2 separate regions of the Homo sapiens genome follow, and region 1 is linked to region 2. Evidence: chromatin loops called from intact Hi-C (ENCODE). Cell type or tissue: PC-9. All regions are shown on one strand.

Evidence for each region. A loop is a pair of places that touch in the nucleus more often than their neighbours do. Peaks named below come from ENCODE experiments on the same cell type or tissue, not always from the same donor. Only the 100,000 strongest peaks of a DNase experiment are listed, where the experiment ranks them.
Region 1: it touches region 2 in a loop (2.2-fold over the local background); 2 of 110 quality-filtered maps call a loop at or near these places.

Annotation. Positions count from the first base shown.
Region 1 is chr7:151,473,788-151,481,787 of GRCh38, reverse strand. It overlaps RHEB (Ras homolog, mTORC1 binding), which reads left to right. Exons shown (of 8, transcript NM_005614.4): 4 at 4,373-4,455. Among named protein-coding and RNA genes, the nearest start is that of CRYGN, 38 kb to the right of the region's middle. In PC-9, no CTCF peak of the experiment used is centred here; no DNase peak of the experiment used is centred here; H3K27ac peaks cover 1,034 bases.
Region 2 is chr7:151,548,075-151,556,074 of GRCh38, reverse strand. No RefSeq gene overlaps it. Among named protein-coding and RNA genes, the nearest start is that of RHEB, 32 kb to the right of the region's middle. In PC-9, no CTCF peak of the experiment used is centred here; a DNase peak (open chromatin) is centred at 3,474.

The DNA of each region.
Region 1 (8,000 bases), 74 kb after region 2:
TTATATTACAACTGGGTAAGAGTATTTGGAGAATTTTTGCACAAAATATATCCAAATTTGGCTACTTTAAATTATTTGTAGTCATTGCAACTAGTAGTTCTTGAAGGTTATATTTACAGTTGAGAGACAATAAATTAAAGATGTGCTCTTTATTTACAGCTCAGGATGGTGGCACACAGGCATGTCCTGCCGTGGTTTCACCCTTCATTCTGTTGAAAACTGGATGATAACAAACTCAGGTGTTTACTGCTCCAAGAGCTGCTTTATAAATTGGATGCATACGGGGGCTGGTTCTAGGATTAAGACTGGTAGTAGTAGGGTAAAATGATTAAGGGGCAAATTCTTTTAAAAGTAATCTATAGTAAATTTGTTCACTGGCTTCCACATTTCAGGAGTGAAATTGCACGCAGTGAATTGCTGCATAGCGGTATTTGTTAGCAAGTTCTATTTACTACTTAGTAGTTTATGTCGGTACATCCATACCACTATGGTTTAATAGTGGTTTAATTGCCCACCTAGGAATGATGATGAACATGGTTAAATACAGATTATTTTTAGATTGCATGAAATATTTTGGTTTTGCCCAATTTTAGGGTGAGAACATATACCCTAAATGAATTTTGGGGTAAGAATGTGAAGTATCAAAAAAAAAAAAAAGTAGCCTCTTCTATATTAACCTATTTATGCCTGGTGTTACATTATTGGAACGTTAAGCTTGTGGGAGTTATTTATATCCTACTGCTCAAGGTCACCAAGGTCTGATTTTTCATGAAAAAAAAAATTTTGCAACCTCCGGCATAAATGGGTTAATAACTTAGATTCACACCTGTAATCCCCGCACTTTGGGAGGCCAAGGCGGGTGGATCACTTTAGGTCAGGATTTTGAAACCAGCCTGACCAACATGGTGAAACTCTGTCTCTACTAAAACTACAAAATTAGCCAGACATGGTGGTACATGCCTATAATCCCAGCTACTTGGGAGGCCGAGGCAGGAGAATTGCTTGAACCCAGGAGGCGGAGGTTGTAGTAACCCAAGATTGCACCATTGCCCTCTAGCCTGGGCAACAAGAGTGAAACTCTGTCTCAAAAAAAAAAAATAATAATTAATAATAATTAAAATTGATTCAATGACAATCCATCTTATAATGTAACCAAATTTGCTTTTTTGAAAATTGAGTTTAATTTTTAAAAAATAGGTGTAATGCGCATGGTACAAAAATAAATAGTGCCAAAAGGTGTAAATAGTAAAACTTAAGACGTTCCTACCCTAGCTATCTAACCCCCCACCCCCACCAGCAACCACATTTACCAGTTTCTAGTATATGCCTCTAGGATACTTGATACATGAATATGCAAATATAGTTTTAAGCTTGGGTTTTGTTTTGTTTTTTTTCCTTTTTACACAAAAAGTAATACATCTCCCTCTTGGAGATTATTCCATATCAATACCTATGGCCTCCTTTTCCCCCAAGGCTGCGTAATATCCAGTTGTTGGGATATATATCCTAAGTTAACTGCTGATCAACAGTTAGACTGTTGCTGGTCTTGCTACCATCAGCAGTCCCTTAATGAACATCCCGGACGTTGTTTTAGACATAGGGTAATAATGCACATAGGAAAACTTCCTGGATGTGGGCTATCATAGGGTTACAGTTCATGTTCTTGCCAGCAGTGAATGAGAGTGTCTATTTCCCTACACCCTCACCAGCACTATGTGTTAGCAAACGTTTTGGTACTTACCAATCTGATAGGTGAGAAAAAGCAGTGTACTTTTAAAAATGCAGTGTACTTTTAATAATGCACTTTTCTTCTTAGGAGGGGCTTTGATTTTTCCTATGTTAGAAGATGTTTGTATTTTTCCCCCTATGAATTATCCTGTCTGTGTACTTGGCCATTTTTTTTCTATTGGGTGGTTGGTCTTTGCGTGTTGATGTGAGATTCCCCTTGATATGTGAAGAAAATTAGCGTTTTGTATATGATCTGAGATGCACAGTTTTGTTTTCAGTTTGTCTTTTATTTATGGTTTTTATTTGAGGGGTTTGCAGCCATGAAGAACTTTTTCACATAGTTGAATTTATTTATTAATCTTTTTTTTTTTTTTTTTGAGACGGAGTCTCGCTCTATCGCCCAGGCTGGAGTGCTGTGGCGCGATCTCGGCTCACTGCAAGCTCCGCCACCCAGGTTCACACCATTCTCCTGCCTCAGCCTCCTGAGTAGCTGGGACTACAGGCGCCCGCCACCACGCCCAGCTAGTTTTTTTGTATTTTGAGTGGAGACGGGGTTTCACTGTGTTAGCCAGGATGATATGAATCTCCTGACCTTGTGATCTGCCCACCTTGGCCTCCCAAAGTGCTGGGATTACAGACGTGAGCCATTGTGCCCGGCCTTATTAATCTTTTTTTAACTGATAATGTATTTTAAGCTCTCCCATCTATCATACGCATCGTTTTCATCTTTAAATCTTTGCTTCCTCTGGAATATGTTTTTGCCAAAGTGTGAATTGGAGTTCCAGCTTAGCCATTCATCCTCAGGTGGCTCTGGGCTTGTCCCTACACTCAGTTGAGGGTTACTTTTGGTCCTCACTGATTGAAATGCCAATATTATCATGTACCTCATTCTCATATCTGTCAGGTCTTTCTGGATTTTTCAGTCTGTTCTGTTTGTGAGCCAGTACAGTATTACTTATGAGAGCTTTATGATTTCTACTCAGCTGCCCTCCCAATTGCTATTATATTGTTATATTGCTATTATTCTTTCTCAGAAAGTAGACTTTAAAGGCCGGGCACAGTAGCTCCTGCCACTGCACTCCAGGCTGGGTGACAGAATGAGACTGTCTCAAAAAAAAAAAATCAGACTGGGTGCAGTGGCTCACACGTGTAATCCCAGCACTTTGGGAGGCCAAGGCAAGCGGATCACCTGAGGTCAGGGGTTCGAGACCAGCCTGGCCAACGTGGTAAAATCCTGTCTCTACTGCAAATGCAAAAATGAACCAGGTGTGGTGGTGTAGCCTGTAGTCCCAGCTACTCAGGAGGCTGAGGCAGGAGAATCGCTTGAACCTGAGAGGTGGAGGTTGCAGTGAGCTGAGATAGTGCCATTGCATTCCAGCCTGGGCAACAAGAGGGAAACTACGTCTCAAAAAAAAAAATCAGAATTATATCAGCTGGGGGCTCTTTCCTCCATTATACCTTCTAACTGGTAGTTTTTTACTCAGTGCTTCTTAGACATAACTTCTTTTTTCTATGTTTCCACAGTTTCCCTTTAGGGAAAACAGAATTTTAACTTTGAACCTACTCTAGCTGAGCTAGTGATTAAAATCATTTGGGATTTTGTTTTTAATCTTATTTATTATATCAAAGAATTTATAATAAAACTTAATTTTTCTTTTCTTTTTTTTTTTTTCTTTAAAGAACTTTACCATAGGGCAGTAATTCTGGGCTGTCATAAACAGTGGTTATAACCATACTATAAGTTTACAAAAATAATAGACTGCTGCTTAATCTTCTGGTACCATGATGTGATTTTTCCATAATAGTGCTTAGGACATGTGTTATGTTGACAATTTAGTTTCAACTAAGAATGAAACGTTCGTACCAGACAGTGGCGCGTGCTGTTGAAAACTGCACTGACATCAGAACTTTCTGTATGCTTTAATACGTATATAAAGCAAAGTGTCATAACGCTGCTTTATAAAACTAAAGACTACTGTGCTGTTGCGTAATAGGTACCTTTCTCTTTAATTCCTAGAGTTGCTCAGTAAATAACTCTCTTGGTCCCCAAAAGTCTGAATACCTCAATTGAACCTGGTGTTTTGATCCTCTTTTCTCTTTCTCTGTTTCTCTCTCTCTCCCCCACCTCCCTCCCTCTCTCCCTCTCTCCTTCAGATGCTGATGGCACCCCTCTAGCAACCTGTAGACTGAAGCTCAGGTCATTGTGACTGACATGCAGAGAATAAATCAAATAATATGCCAGTTTCAAATATAAAAATACAGATTTATGGGATAAATCAGCAGGATTTATAAATGTCCTGAGGTCTAGAAGGTTCTGGAGTTAGTGATGCTCATCCCTTGTTTTGAGATCACAGAGCCAATGATTTTTGTGTTCCATCCATCCTCTTCTCCCAGAAATTATGAAGGTCATCAGACTTTCCCCTAAAGTTCTAGAACAGCTAGTCATTTTTAAATATTGGCTTGAACCACATTATCACCTCCAGGCCATTCTTAAAGCTTCACTTTGTAGGCTGTTTCTGGCATAATATTGTAATCCACTCTGCGTCTACTTTGATTTCTTCAGGTAATACATGAAAAACTTTGGGTAAAGTTTGTTTGTGATGCTATATGAAGACTACTCAAAGATAATTTTTTTTCCCCACAGGATGAATATTCTATCTTTCCTCAGACATACTCCATAGATATTAATGGCTATATTCTTGTGTATTCTGTTACATCAATCAAAAGGTAAGACTCCTGCTGCCTGCTTGAGTTGATTTGCTACTCATAGATAACATTGATCCTTTTAAGGGACTGTGCTGGAATTATTAATAGTGACAATTAGAATTATTAGGCTACATGTTTTTTAGTGATTTTCTCGTGGAGCAACTGGATTGCTGGGAAACATGGCCCACTAGATGTTCTGTTAGTTACACCAATAGGATAAAAGGCTCTTTCTTACCTCAAGCTACCTAGAAAAACAGTGGTTCAGCATGATCTAAGCTTTTCTGCTAATTGAAATGGGAAATGCCTAAATTAATTTTACTTTGTGTGTGTTTTTACCATATTAAGGTGAAATAGACTTTCTAATAAAATGTGGGGGTTTGGGTTTGTTCAATATCTTATCCTTTGAATTTATGAAATAAGACCTTTTGGTAATAGAGTCTGACTTTACTACATAAAAACAAAGCCACTATTTTTATTAATAAGAATGGATATCGGTTCCTCTAGCTACGTATTTCATGTCTCCTCTTATCGGGGGATGGCATGTATTATCAGGAGGAGCAGTGGTCTGTGTCTGTTAACAGAACAGCTGGCTGTATACAGCAGCGGAGCTCTGGGCATTGGTGACAGCTTATGTTTGAAGACTTTATGAAAATATCAGTGCCAGTGGAGGGCGTTTGGTGGCTACGTAGCATCTATTGAGTGTGTGCGACATGTTAGGGAGTTTGCTACTCTCTTTGCCTACATATGATACATTACTTATTTCATCATTACCTTAATCCTTCATCAGAGATGTTTTATATCCCACTTTACGTGGAAAGAAACTGAGTGACAGAGACCTAAAGCAGCTTGCCCAGGGCTACATAATGACATTGCTGGGATTCATAGCCATCTCTCCAGTTCCACAGTCAAGGCTGACACTGTCCAATAGAACTTACTGCGGTGATAGAAGTGTTTGCTCTCTGTGCTGCAGGTGGCTGTTTAACTAAAAATGGAAAATTAAGCCTCCCTCGGTTACAGTAGCCCCATTTCAGGTGCTCAGTAGCCACATGTGGCTGGAGGCTGCCATGTTGGCCAGTGTCTGGGTTCCTTACCCCCACATACTCCACTGCCAGTGAAAATTCAGTCTGCTGCTCTGTGAGTGTGTTGTTTAACATTTTTCTCCGTGGCAGAGAAACATACTTTAGGGTGTTGAGTTCTAGCTATAAAATGTTTGAGTACCATTCTCGGCCATTCTTATAAACAGACCCCATACTGTCAATCCCCGAGAAAGTTTACACCTGAATCAAAACCAAGTACCAGAATTATGTGTTCCTTAAGGAAAATTGAGGAACTGTGAAAAATAGAAAGTGAGGGTAATCATTCTTAATCTAATTACCTAAGCATAGATACTGTTAATATCTTGGTATATGTTTTTTCTGGTCTTTGTTTTAGTCTGCATGGATTGTTTTAACATCCTTTTATTTGCTCTCTGAATGCTGTTTTATGGTTTATATTTTCCATGTTTTTATATTTTTACTTACCATGTAATATATATTTTTCCATATTACCTAGTATTTGAAATAGTAAATGGCTTTATAATATTTCATGTTCAATGATAGATGGATATCTCTCTTCCTGTTTAATGTATTTATTTATATTGTCACTGAAAGCAATGCTTGGATTGGATTTTATGCTTAAAACCACTGTGTACTTAGTATTTGGAAACATGATCATTTTCTTACTGACTTATAAGAGCACTTTAAATAGTAAAACTATTGGCCATTTTTATACAAAGATTTTTTTAATTTCAGTTGTATATTTTTAAAATGTATATACTGCCACGTGTAAGGCCTTGTCCAGAACAAATTTAGTGTACCAATAATCTAATGAATGTTGGAAGTTCATGTTTGTTTATGAATTTCCATTATTTTACTAATTTACTTGAAAAACATGATTCAAAGATTGTTTTGTTGTTGGTAAGTACAATTTTATCCTAGCTGATTTTTAGAAAACAGTGTTGGTGTTACTTTACAAATTGTTACTTTGAGGCATTAAAGTAGTAGGTAGAAAATTTTCTTAGTGCATCCACTGATTTTTTTTAAGTCTCTTTTTTGGTGTGCACAAATTAGATGACATTATAGAATCAAGTTGAAAACATAGCATGTGCCACTGGGGAAATTGAAAAATACATTGAGCTGGATTAAAAATATGAAAGTGTGCTCACCAAGGACCTTATGTATTTGAGAAAACACTGGCCTAGTGCAAAGCAGAGGACAAAAAGCTTGGTACTGTGTCTTCTCAGTGGCACTGTTGCAAGTTTTGACCAAGTTTCTCCTTACTAAAATGGGTGTGTTTTCTTTTGTTATATGCCTTTTACCTCAGTAACTCATAGTTTAATGAGCATTCTCAAATCTCAAACATGAGTGTGAGAAGAGTGGTGTTTTGTTTTTTAGAAACCTATATGCTGAATACACAAATATTTATGAATATACAAGAAATATGTCAGTAAAACTTTCTGAATCAACCAGTTTGTTGATCAGAATTGTCTAATCCTTTTTATTGAATTTAACCTCTATCTAAATAATAACCATTTTCATTGTTTGTGAAATAAAACAGAAGTCTCACATTATTCCTTTATATCATAAAACCCCTGTAGAATTGCTCTTTCTGAGTAAATAAAGCGAAAATACATCCTATTTCATAATTTCTAGAAATGGAAAAAAGAAACCTGCAGTTGAGAGATGTGAGATTTGGGTTTTCATTTATCCCCACTAACAACTTTGGACAAGTTACTTCACCGTACCTTTGTCGCCTGTAAATTGGGTATATTGATATAGGAGTAGATCTCTCCTATCTGAGGCAGCCGGGTTACTTACTTTAAAACATTAGTTAAGGGCCAGGCGCAGTGGCCCACACCTGTAATCCCAATACTTTGGGAGGCCGAAGTGGGCAGATCATTTGAGGTCAGGAGTTCGAGACCAGCCTGGCCAACATGGTGAAACCTCATCTCTACTAAAAATACAAAAATTACCCGGGTGTGGTGGCGGGTGCCTGTAATCCCAGCTGCTCGGGAGGCTGAGGCAGGAGAATCTCTTGAACCTGGGAGGCGGAGACTGTATCATGAGCTGAAATCATGCCATTGCACTTCAGCCTGAGCGACAAAGCAAGGCTGTGTCTCAAAAAAAAAACAAAAAAACAACACTGGTTAAAGGGAAAAAAAATCGGAAAGGTGATGTCAATCTCCAGTGTTTTGTTTTAAAGCATAAATATACATTCAGTCACTCATCTTGTGAAATTTTCAAATTGTCATCTTTGAATATGAGTTCACCCACTGCTGTTCAGTATGACTACATCCACGATTTGTCCATTATGACTTCTGGTTCGGTTTCTTCCGAGTGAGATGCTTGGGAAACAGTCTACACCTCAACTATTTAGATTGCTGTGATTTTCCCCACCAGTCTTTTTCAGTTGGTTTGGCACACCTTATTAAGGAGCACCGTTTTTAGTAGATCAACTCACAGTATTCAACTTCTAGTTTTCAGACAAACAAAACTCTGTCTACACATACTTCAAAAGTTTGCAACATA
Region 2 (8,000 bases):
TTAAAATTCTACATGCAGTTTTCCACTTAGCTATTTCTCCCCAAATAAAGAAGTACATGAATTTCATCTCTTTTCCGGTATCAGGAAAAAAAGTCAGGGTTTAATTCATAAACTCTCTCTCTCCACTATTAAGTATGAATATATGTATTTATTATTTTTATTTTATTTTATTTTATTTATTTTTTTGAGACAGAGTCTTGCTCTGTCGCCCAGGCTGAAGTGCAGTGGCGTGATCTCTGCTCACTGCAACCTCCACCTCCTGGGTTCAAGCGATTCTTCTGCCTCAGACTCCCAAGCAGCTGGGATCACAGGCATGCACCACCACGCCCAGCTAATTTTTGTGTGTGTGTGTATTTTTAGTAGATACGGGGTTTCACCACGTTGGCCAGGCTGATCTCAAATTTCTGACTTCAGGCGATCCACCTGCCTCAGCCTACCAGAGTGCTGGGATTACAGGCGTGAGCCACCGTGCCTGGCTGAGTATGAATATATTTAATTTAAAATTGCCACACAGGTTTTTTGCATGGGTGCTAAGGTATCAAGTTTTTCATTTCCTAGTAGTCCAAATATGAGAGGGAGAGCAAATGTGTATGTTTTCCCCATAGAAACAATAGTGGTTGTGATTTAAGCTAATGGTAATATTTGGGAGAAAGGAAAAAGTCACAAAGCTGCCAAAACAACACAATTTTGAAACTCAGAGAATTTATCAATCTGCTCCTTGTTTGTGTACCCAACACATGAGTGTCTGCAGAGTACATATCTACATACAGGTGACGTGGCACATATATAGGTACAGTCGTGGGCCATGTACAGATGCTTCAGTCAAGGACAGACTGCATATATCACAGTGGCCCCATGAGAGTATCACAGCAGCATTTTGCTGTACCTTTTCTATGTTTACATGCACAAATACCATTGTGTTACAGTTGTCTACAGTAACATGCTGTACAGTTTGGTAGCCTAGGAGCCATAGGCCATACCTATAACCCAGGCATGTAGTGGGCTGCACCATCTAGGATTGTGTAAGTACACTCTATGATGTTCACACAAAGATGAAATCACCTAGGCCAGGCGCAGTGGCTCACACCTGTAATCCCAGCACTTTGGGAGGCCGCGGCAGGTGGATCATCTGAGGTCAGGAGTTCGAGACCAGCCTGGCCAACATGGCAAAACCCCGTCTCTACTAAAAATACAAAACTTAGCCAGGCGTGGCGGCGGGCACCTGTAATCCCAGCTACTCGGGAGGCTGAGGCAGGAGAATCACTTGAACCCAGGAGAAGGAGGTTGCAGTGAGCCTAGATCGCACCACTGCACTCCAGCCTGGGTGACAGAGCGAGACTCCAGCTCAAAAAAGAAAAGATGAAATCACCTAACAACACATTTCTCAATGCATTCTCATGGGTAAGCAACACATAACTATAGGTCACCACGTGTATAGTTATATAGATGATGTGGCATATATCTAGGTGTGTAGGTGACATAGCATATTTTTGCTTTAGAAAAGGGTTTCGGGGCATGTAGAAAGGTACTCGCGATTCCTATTCCTATTCCCGCGAGGCTCGTTCAGCAGAGCTTGGTCTCCCTCAGGCATGCTTGTTCCAGGCTCCTGAGTTGTGCCAGGCACGGCACGGCTCACAACAGGCCTCTCACTGAGGCTTGGCCTTGGAGCAGCCTCTTCCTGTTGTCAGGCTACAACTAACAAAGGCCTGGTACCCTCTTCCAGCGAAGGGTTGGCATTTGTTCCTAGCAAATGGTGAAGGCGTGGCTGTGGTGAGCGTGCTGCTCCTGCTCAGTGCCTTTGTAGGAATAAGGGAAAGTGGCCCTGAATGAGGCCAAGTCTAGTTAAAGGCCACACATTGGTAAATATGTATTGAAGGAGAGATTTGAAGGGAATAAGTCTTAAGTGGTTCTAGATAGAGAAACCCTTGCTGGGTGACCCCCAGGTGTCTGCCCTGACCTCGTCATGGTGAGGCTCAGAGGGACCCCGTGGGCGCTGGCTGCCTGTGCTGTCCCACCCCCGCCTTGAGGCGGAGCTGAGGGCACTTGAGAGGATTGTCCTGAATGTCACCTGGGTGGTGGATAAGGGCAGGTGCATGTCACAAATCAAGGATGTTGGTTCTGTTTCGCATTCTAATCTCTAAGAAGAGTTTATGATGTAAATGTATTGAACTGATAGAATTTCTTAGAACATTTCTTAGGAAGGTTTAGTCTTCTAAACTCAGGGAAGCGGACGGTCTTCGCGGCCAGGGGAGATTCTGTTCCCCAGGGGGGCATTTGGCAATGTGGAAACATCTTCGGTTGTCACAGCTTGGGGTGGGGAGAGGGGACTGCGATGGGCCAGGCCCTGCTCCTCTGCCTGCACCCAGGCCCCCTAGCTCACTCATTCAAGCCACCTCCTGGGCCTCACAGGCATTGGAGGGCGAAAGGCTTTGGATGGGAGCTGCCCCTGGCACACAGCAGTGGGCTCTCAGCCGGGCTGACGCTGCTCTCAGATCAGCTTCCTTCCTTTCCTGCTGTCCCCGTCCTCACCTGTGCCCTTTGGGCCAATGGGGAAGAAGTGGCCGGAGCCGGGCCCTGCACTTGTGGCCGACTTGCCTGAGCTGCAGAGAGCAGAGGAGACACGGAGCGTGCGATGGAGTCTGCGGGGCTCAGGCGCGAAGGCCCAGGAAGGAGGAGCAAAGCTCCCACAGTGGCCTCACTTACCCGCCAGGCAAGGGGAGAGGGTGGCAGTCGAGGAGCCCTCACCTCTGTCTACAGCCCTGCCCCTGGGCACCTCACTCCTGTTTCCAACACAGCCTCCTTCACCTCTGCTCCTGCACACACAAAGCAGAAAAGCTGGAAACCACCTCGTTTTCTGTGCATTTTTAAATCCTCCTCCCCACCCCTTTGAAAAGATCTCCTAAGAGGGCAGCATTTCCAACAGCTTTGAATGCATTCGAGTTGTAAGCCCTAAGAGGTGTCCCTTCCGAATTATGGCCACTATGCCTGGCTGCATTTTTAAACCAAAAATCGAATCACTTCAGTGCTGGGAAACCCTCGCTGCCTAGAGAATCCAGCCTTATCTCCTGAGCTGGGAGATGGAGGCCCTCACTGGCCTCTGCCCACACTGATGCACTTCCCTGCACTCCAGAAGGGTCCCCAGCTTCCACACCTGCCTGCCTGCACCATATCTCCAGATTCTCCATCTAGAGCAATTCTGCTCATCTCTCAAGATCTGAATCAAATATGACTTCTGCTGTGACTCTCCCTCCCCAGCAAACAGATGCCCCCTCCCTCTGTGCTGCACAAGACCCGCCACACACACAGCTGTATTTGTTGTAAGTCACCGTCCCTACCCTACCCTCACTCCCTCCTGGCCAGCGGAGAGCAGTGGTTGAAAGCGGCTGGCATCTGCAGTCAGAGGAGGGTTTGCTGCCCGGCACTGCTGTCACTGCCAGGAAGCTGTTGTGCAATCCCTTACCTTGTTTAGACTGGTTTTTCTCACCTGGCAAGTTGTTTATAGGCAACAGCACTTTGCAGGCTCTAAAGGACCATGTAAATGTTAGTAGCAGTTGTTGTTGACACAGTGGTCCCCTGAGTCCTTTGAGGAGGGTGACCTGTTCATCTCGATGCTCTGAGCTCTGGCAAGGATCCGGCATGTGGCAGGTGCTCAACTGATGTCTGTTCAGAGTCTGGACAGTGGCTGGTGAAAGCCAGCACGTCTATGTGGATCGTGGCGCTGGTGCAGCGTCCCCATCCCACAAAGTTTTTCCCTCTAGATTGCCAGTTGACTATTAAGTTAGAGAGATGCCACATAATCTGCAGTGTTACAGACAAATCCAGAGGTGGCCAAGTGCGCAGACCAACCGCGCACAAAGAATACGACTTAGCCATGTGTGGAGAGAGCTCCTCTTGCCTTTTAGGAGAACGGAGGAAAGTGTCCCAGTGCCTGCTCAGAAAGAAAAACAAGGCTGGCTCCAGGAGCCAGAAGTACAAAAGACTGCCCCTCACCTCCACTGAGGGAGAGATTTGATGAGCTCATTCCTGAGCCTCTTGAAATCCAGACCCACGATTCCCTGATTTTTACTGTTTTAGGGGCCAGATGCTGTGACTCATACCTCTAATCCCAGCACTTTGGGAGACCAAGGGAGGAGGATCATTTCAAGCCAGGAGTTCAAGACCAGCCTAGACAACACAGTGAGACCCATCTCTACAAAAATAAAAAATTAACTGGCGTAGTGATATGTGCCTGTGGTCCCAGCCACGCCGGAGTCGGAGGTGGGAGGATCAGTTGAGCCCAAGAAGATCAGTGCTGCAGTGAGCCGAGATGGCGCCACGGCACTCCAGTCTGGGTGACAGAGCAAGATCCTGTCTTTAAAAAAAAAAAAAAAAAAAAGGCTGGGCGTGGTGGCTAACGCCTGTAATCCCAACACTTTGGGAGGCCGAGGCAGGCGAACATTTGAGGTCAGGAGTTTGGGACCAGCCTGGCCAACATGGTGAAACACTGTCTCTACTAAAAATACAAAAATTAGCTGGGCATGGTGGCACACACCTGTAATCCGAGCTACTAGGGAGGCTGAGGCTGATGCAGGAGAATCATTTGAACCTGGGAGGCAGAGGTTGCAGTGAGTCGAGATCTTGCCACTGCACTCCAGCCTGGGCAACAGAGCAAGATTCCGTCTCTAAATAAATAAATACATAATTTGATTTAATTTAATTAAGTACTGCTTTAGGACCAGCCCCTGGGATAAGTCCTAATCAGAAGTGTCCAGTGGAAAGAGGAGAAGGTGGTACCCCTGGTTCAGAGGAGTCTTTCAAATACAGGCACCAGCCACCTGGCCTGCAATGAGGGGGCTCTCATGAGGCTCATGGTCCACATCATCTCATGACTTTTTAGAACTTCACAAAAGAGATGTTTCCTCCCCAGTCCCTCTGGGCTTCAATACTGATTTATATAACAACTGTTACACTGTGCACAGAGTGCCCTGCTCCACACCAGGCACTGTTCTGGGGGCTTAGGACTCATCTAGGAGGCAGTAAACTCCCGTGCTCAGGAGCTTGCGTTCTAGTGTGGGGGAAGAAAGGAAAAAGAAAAAAATCTTAAAGCAGAGCAATGTAAGAAGGATCTGGAAGCTTTGTTACAGCTGTTTCCTCTCCCTGGAATATTTTCTCCAGATACCAGCTGGGCCAGCTCCCCTGCCTCCTTCAAGTCCTGCTGAAATCTCACCCTCATGATGAGGCCTGCTTAGACCACAGACTATTAATCATTACTACTACTGCAAATAACAGTAATGCAAAGAAAAATAAGGGGAGGAGACCTACCAACCACCAAGTGCTTCTTCCTGCCAGGCACTCAGCCAAGTGCTTTGGACACATGATCTTTTTTAATCTTCACACGTTATCATGAGGTAGTCTTTATTATCCCAGAAATGTTAACTAATTTGGCCAAGTTCATACCACACCAAATTTGAGGCCTTCGAAACAGTCTAATACCAAATCCTATGCTCGTTTTTTGGTTGTGTGTGTGTGTGTGTGTGTGTGTGTGTGTGTGTGTGTGGTTTTGTGTGTTTTGTGTGTGTGTGTGTGTTTTGGTTTTTTGTTGTTTTTTTTTTTTTTGAAAGAAGATCTCGCTGTCACCCAGGCTCGGGTGCAGTGGTGGAATCACAGCTCACTGCAGACTTGACCTCCTGGGCTTAAGTGATCCTCCCAGCTCAGCCTCCTGAGGAGCTGGGACTACAGGCATGTGCCACCATGCCCAGCTAATTTAATGTGGGTTTTTTTTCTTCTTTGTAGAAATGTGGTCTCCCTATGTTGCCCAAGCTGGTCTCAAATTCCTGGGCTCAAGCAGTTCTCCCACCTTGGCCTCCCAAAGTGCTGGGACTGCAGGTGTGAGCTACTGCACCTGGCCATAGCCTATGCTCTTAATCCCAGTTCCAAATGGCTGCTGTGAGCTAAACTGTGTCCCCCCAAAACATATAATGTCATTGTCACCCCTGGTTACTTATGCATGTGGCCTTATTGGAAATTGTGTCTTTGCAAATATATTCAAGTTAAGATGAAGCCGTTAGGGTGGGCTTTAACCCACTATGACCAGTGTCCTTAAGAGGGCAGTTTGGACATAGATGCTGTTTTAGTCCATTCTGTGCTGCTATAACAGAAAACCACAGAGCGCATCATTTATAAACAAGAAGTTTATTTGGCTCACGGTTCTAGAGGCTGGGAAGTCCAAAATCAAGGGGCCATATCTGGTGAGGGCCTTCTTGCTGAGTCATAGCATGGCCGATGGCATCACAAGGCAAGAGGGAGCCCAGGAGCCCACACTTCTTTTTTTGTTTGTTTGTTTGTTTGTTTGAGATGGAGTCTGACTCTGTCACCCAGGCTGGAGTACAGTGGCGTGATCTTGGCTCACTGCAACCTCCGCCTTCCAGGTTCAAGAAATTCTCCTGCCTTAGCCTCCTGGGTAGCTGGGATTACAGGCGCCCACCACCACCCCCAGCTAATTTTTTTGTATCTTTAGTAGAGACAGCGTTTTGCCATGTTGGCCAGGCTGGTCTTGAACTCACGACCTCAGGTGATTCACCCGCCTCAGCCCCCCAAAGTGCTAGGATTATAGGCCTGAGCCACCGCACCTACCCCAAACTTGCTTTTATAAGAAACCCACTCTCAGCATAAGGACATTAATCCGTTACATTCTTCTTAAATGTCCTACCTCACAATGCTGTCACACTGGGGATTAGGCTTCCAACTCATGAACTTCAGGGGACACATTCAACCACAGCAGATCCACAAAGAGAAGAGCATGTGACACTGGAGGCAGAGGTGGGAGTGACACATGCACAAACTAAGAAATACCAAGGACTGGCATAACCCCGAAAGCTAAGGAAGCGTGGAACAGATTCTCCCCAGAGCCTTCAGAGGGAGCGTGGCCCTGCAGCGCTTTGATTTCAGCCTTCTGGCCTCCAAAACTGTGAGAGAATCTGCGTCCCTTGTTTTAAGCCAGCCAGTTTGGGATACTTTGCTATGGCAGCCCCAGGAAGTTAATACAAATGCCTCTCTTTGCACCCTATTTTACTGATTTTTTTTTTCTGCAATACAAGTTTTGACACTTTTACCCGTTTTCACCATTAGGTGAGATCAAAGCCTCAATGTTAATAACAGAGAAACTAGACCTAGGAAGCACAAAGGGCACCCAAGGCAGTCCCTCTCCTCCCAGTGGGAACCCTGAGGGAAATAAGAGATTCCTAGTTGGGAGCAGAATGTAAGTGTCACTTTGAGTGTATCCATCTTAAATGCTTCATCAAGAAGACAAGGGGATGCATGTCAAGCTGAAAGAGTAACAGCCCAACACAGGAAAGGATGGAGGCCCTTGTTCCCTCCCGAAACGTTTCTTATGTTTGCCCTTTGGGCTGACTGCTGAAGCGGGGGCAGCCAATCTCCAGGCGCATCTTGGAGGTCAGCGGAACGTGCAGTCGCTGTGACAAGCACAGGCTGCCCCTGATCCTCCCCACCCTATGCCTCTAGCCTTAAAACTGGTTCTTCACTTCTCTGGATCTCAACTTCCAGATCTGTAAAATGGGAATAACAGCACCTTCTTCTGAAGGCATTTGGGAGGCTCAAGTGAAATAATGTAAGTAAAACACCTGGCACATAAAACACTTAGCATGTTAAGTGAGATCATGTAAATGAAACAGATGTACAGGCAGCAAAAGCAAAAGTAGACAAGTGGACTGCATCAAAATACAAAGCTTCTGCACAGCCAAGGACACAATCGACAGAGATGTTCACTGCCACTCCCCAAGATGGACATGGCCTTGCTTTTGGGAGATGAAATGCAACAGCATCGATCTGTGTTTTCCCGCAGCAGATTCCTCCCGTATGCCTTCTAGTTCATGTTTTTAAAGGAAGAAAGAAAGACCTCAGATCAAACAGTGGTCAAACCTATCCTGTCTTCTTACAAAAAAAAATCAAACTTGAATCAGATCAAGCCACTTAGGTCTAACTATTCATGTACAGGAAATGCA